Linked DNA regions of Homo sapiens: region 1 is linked to region 2. Evidence: read pairs that join two places in POLR2A ChIA-PET (ENCODE). Cell type or tissue: GM12878. All regions are shown on one strand.

The links. Peaks named below come from ENCODE experiments on the same cell type or tissue, not always from the same donor. Only the 100,000 strongest peaks of a DNase experiment are listed, where the experiment ranks them.
Region 1: POLR2A ChIA-PET joins it to region 2 with 5 read pairs; 3 of 35 experiments call an interaction of 5 or more read pairs at or near these places.

The regions. Positions count from the first base shown.
Region 1 is chr7:148,583,364-148,585,863 of GRCh38, reverse strand. No RefSeq gene overlaps it. Among named protein-coding and RNA genes, the nearest start is that of C7orf33, 6.2 kb to the left of the region's middle. In GM12878, no CTCF peak of the experiment used is centred here; a DNase peak (open chromatin) is centred at 1,237.
Region 2 is chr7:148,917,820-148,920,319 of GRCh38, reverse strand. No RefSeq gene overlaps it. Among named protein-coding and RNA genes, the nearest start is that of EZH2, 35 kb to the right of the region's middle. In GM12878, no CTCF peak of the experiment used is centred here; no DNase peak of the experiment used is centred here.

The DNA of each region.
Region 1 (2,500 bases), 330 kb after region 2:
AATTTCTGTATTGCAATTATTTCCTATTATCCCCAAGAGTAGTGGACATTTGTTTTTGCCCTCCTAATGTTCAACTCACCCTTTTTTGGTAATAGCACCTTCAATTTTCCTGGGGAAGATTGGATTCCCCACTCGTCCCATGGGTTTCAGACAGGGCTGGCCCCATCCCATGGCTTTGTGGGTACACTAGTGACAACAGAGCTGGCCGATGTGAGTACTGTGCACCGCTGGCCATGGTGACTGGTTCATGGCTGAGCATGTGACCCCAGCTGGGCCAATCAGAGCCAGGCTTGGGTCTTGCTAGGACTGTCGGGGAGAGTCATCCTCTTACCTTTGGAAGGAACAAGCCTAGAGCTTCCGGGGACCACCACTTGGAGAATAAAGTACACAGAGCGCAACAGAGCCAAGAAAGAGAACTTGAATCCTGAAGACGTGCAGCCATGTCTTCAGAGTGAAGACCTGAAGCCATATCTTCAGACTGAAGACCTGAGCCTCTGAATCCAGCCATGCCCAAATTAAGAATATGCCTGTACTTTTTCAGCTTTGTGAACTGAAGAACTCTCTCTTTTTGGCTGGAGTCAGTTTCGATTGGAGTTTCTGTCATTTTCTTCTAAAGCTATCTTATTAAATGTATAAGCTATGTCTCATCTATCACCATGGGAAGTTCATGAGGGGTCCTTGCCCATGCTTGACTAAAGCGCACTGTGTGAGAACAGCAACAGCTTCAGAAGCTGATGCAGACCCTACAGGAAGTCATCTGCAGCGGGGAGGTGGACAGCGGCAGTCTGAGGACTGATACCACCAAAGGCCGCAAGCTTTCCACCGGACGGATGTGTGGAGCATGTCATTTTATTTGTAGATCCTCAGAAATACCTGGGAAAGGCATCTAGTTAAGAGGCTCTGGATGTCATAATAATTTGGGCATTAAAAGCTAATGTTTATACCCATGTTCAAATCAGCATTATGGACAATAACCAAAAGGTAGAAGCAATGCAAGTGTTCACACACAGATGAATAAATAAACAAAATGTGTTCTAGCCATACAATGGGAGATTATTCAGCTTTAAAAATGAAGGAAATTCTACCACATGCTACAACATGGATGAATTTTTAGGACGTTATGCTAAATGAAATAAGCCAACCACAAAAAACCCCACAAAATGTTTTATGATTGTACTTATAAGGGGTATGTAGAGTAGTCAAATTCAGAAAGTAGAACAGTGGTTACCACGGGCTGGTGGAAGGGGGAAATGAGGAATTCTTGTTTAATGTATACAGAGTTTCAGTTTTGCAAGAGCTCTGAAGATGGATGGTGGTGATGTCTGCACAACAATGTGTTTCTACTGAAAGTGATTGAACTGGACACATAAATACGATAAAGATGGTACATTTGTGCATGTATATTTTACAACAGTTTTTTTTAAAGCTGATGTTATCTCATTCTCATTATATTTCAGGCAGCGAGGCCAGTCAACACTTGGATTACACAGCTAAGTGTTTTACATTGTGCCAGGGAGGAACAGACAGAGTTGACTGGGGTGAGAAGGCTGAAAATAGGTTCTAGGTTTCTTCAAGGAGTTTCAGATTGGAGACAGTTCCTGAATCAGTAACGAATATTATAGGAACAGTCCATAAATTTAATTTAGGCTACCTACAAGAGCTAGAAGTTCATTCTTTTCTTTCTTTCTTCCCTCCTTCCCTCCCTTCTTTCCTTCCTCTCTTTCTCTCTTTTCTTTCTTTCTTTTCTTTTATTTCTTTTGACAGGGTCTCACTCTGTTGCCCAGGTTGGAGTGCAGTGGTGCCACATCATAGCTCACTGCTACTTCAACCTCCTAGGCTCAAGCAATCCTCCCACCTCAGCCTCCTGAGTAGCTAGAATTGCAGGCATATACCACTACACCTGGCTTTTTTTTTTTTTTTTTTTTGGAGAGATAGGGTCTCACTGTTTTGCCCAGGCTGGTCTCAAACTCCTGGGCTCAAGCGATCCTCCTGCCTTGGGCTCCCAAAGTGCTGAAATTGCAGTTATAAGCCACTGCACCCAGCCCTTTCTGAGAATATTTAATACACTTAGAGGTGAGACCTAGCAATATTGGAGCTACAGTCTTAGTTTTCGTTTTTGATTCTTCCACTGTGAATCTGGATCACCTGTAGAATGATCGCGGTGGAGAGGCAGAGGAACTGGTGAGCCCCTGTGTCATGGTGGGGTAGGTTAAGAGTGCTTTGGGAGTAATGAGATCCTTGCTGGAGGGAAAAATGTAGGGAAAGATCTGGGGTTCTTGGTGTTCCTTTCATCCTTTATTTCTTCCCTTCCTTGCTCCAGGCAGCATATATCATCTGCATAAAAATTGCATTAAAAATAATTTTCAGCCTTTAATCCCAGCACTTTGGGAGGCTAAGGTGGGTGGATCACTTGAGGTCAGGAGTTTGAGACCAGCCCGGCCAACATGGCAAAACCCTGTCTCTACTAAAAATACAAAAATTAGCTGGGCATGGTGGCGCT
Region 2 (2,500 bases):
CTCTCTAGTCTCAGGAAACTAATCAACTATTTTCTGTCTCTTTACCTGATAAACTGATAAGACAAAAGTAAGTTCTAGAAGTGGAATTAAAGGAAAACTCATTAAGAAATTGCTTGAGAGTTACAGCTAGACATGCACAGAGGTCTAAAGCTGAAGTAGAATTTAACGGAATCCCGAAGCTCCAGGAACGACACTATCTACAGTGGGACTAGGGTGTGAAACAGCCACAAATGACACTGTCAGGGTTTCAGGATCAATTTAGACAGGTTTCATTTTTCAGTGACGGTCATGACGGCATTTTCAGAGTCAGCTTTAGTAAGTAGATAAGTCCTTTACAGATGAAGAGATACTTTTAAAATATGGCCAATATTATTATCATTAATATACTAATTCAATAATGAAAATTTTTTGAGTAGTTGCTAAATGCTGTACACTGCTAAGCATGCATTTTCAGTACGTGTGATTTCTAGAATGCTTGCTTTTTAAATAATAATTTTCTTTCATTCAAAGATAAAGATTTCTTTCAAAAAGCCTATCTGATTTTATAATAGAAGGATTTATTTAGCAGAAATTCATATTAAGGAAACTAAAATATTCTAATCCGTCAGGTGAGATATGTCTATACTGAGAAGAAGATATTAATATGCACCAAAGCAGCAAGAATGCTTGCTTGAAATCCAATAATTTTTTGATACCCAGTACATGAGCTTAAGTCACCAAATATTTAAAAAAATTTTTTTAAGTGTAATTATTTCTTAAGGAAACTCCTAAGAAATCTTTGCAAGGCAGAGACTCTATTTTAATCTTCTTTGTATCACCCGTGGCACCCAGCTCAGAGCTTAGAATGTAAAACATGCTCAAAAAATATTCTTTGAAGGAATGTTTGATTTGGGAATCCAAACCTGACAGTGGCATTTATTTACCTGTAGTCATCAATGCTTGCTATTTTAAAGCGGCATTTTTTTTCCTGCCTTCAGTGATAATTAATGCTCAGCTCAGACTGCAGGGTTTGAATGAAGAAATCTGAACAATAGCTAGACAAGACAAAGCCTGTGAAATCTTATGCAGGCTTCTCTATTAATGTGGTTTAGAATGATATGTTAGGAGCACTGTATACCAGAAGAATATTGATTGCATTTCAGATAATGCAATTTACAGTTAATAAGATGGTTAGGCTGGTCCAGGGAAATATTTGTTTTCTTCAACAATGTTAGGCAGAAAACATACATTTTAATAAATACTACATGAGAACAATCCTTTTGGGTGAATTTCAAGGAAACAAACAGACTACCATATGGCTACACATTGGTGGATTTTCACATTTCTAAAATCTGGATAAATGTATTATCAGTAATACTTTGCTTTACAAATAGATTTGTTTGAATTATTCTTGCTTTAGTACCAGAAACCTTTGCTGACATTTTGTATGTAACGTTTAATATCTAAGGATGATAGTTCTAGGACAGAATATATAATGTGATCACATTTGTTTTTAAAAAAATACACACACACACACACACACACACACACACACACACACACACGCAAACTCTGGAAGACTAGACCCCAGGTTTCATAGGGGTTATGGTGAAGAACAGGGCAGAGTGAGATTATAGGGTATTTTTACTTTTAGAGTTAAATATTTCTGTGACATTTGAATTTTTATAATAAGTATGTATTGTTTTTGAAATCAGAAAAAGATATATTAATTTATGGGGCTGACACTGATGATGTTGACAGTCAAAATAGTATTGCAAAGAGCCTGAAAATAATCTAGCTGCAGAATCATCTACCAAAACTGATTCCTGCCTGCATGTACAAGGTGGATGCTGCAGCATTGCTCAGAGTGGCCACAGATCTGCCACTCCTTGAAAGTCCATCATCAGAGGGAGAGAAAGAGGAAGTATGAAGGCGTATCTGTCTGCATAGACTAGGAAAATCTGGCAGAGGATGAGAACCTAGTAACTCTAAAGTCACTGGGGGCTGTGATTTTTCAATTTGGTACCATGTGCTTGGTCCACATGTTAAAAAAATTGGGCGGCCAGGGGTGGTGGCTCACGCCTGTAATCCTAGCGCTTTGGGAGGCCAAGGCGGGCAGATCATGAGGTCAGGAGTTCGGGACCAGCCTGGCCAACATGGTGAAACCGCATCTCTACTAAAAATACAAAAAGTTAGCTGGGCATGGCGGCAGTCGCCTGTAATCCCAGCTACTCGGCAGGCTGAGGCAGGAGAATCACTTGAACCTGGGAGATGGAGGTTGCAATGAGCCGAGACTATGTCATTGCACTCCAGCCTGGGCAACAGAGCCAGACTGTCTCAAAAAAAAAAAAAAAAAAAGACAAGTGTGGTGGCTCACGCCTGTAATCCCAGCACTTTGGGAGGCCAAGGCGGTCGGATCACAAGGTCAAGATTTCGAGACCAGCCTCGCCATCATGGTGAAACCCTGTCTCTACTAAAAATACAAAAATTAGCCAGGCATGGTGGCACGTGCCTGTAATCC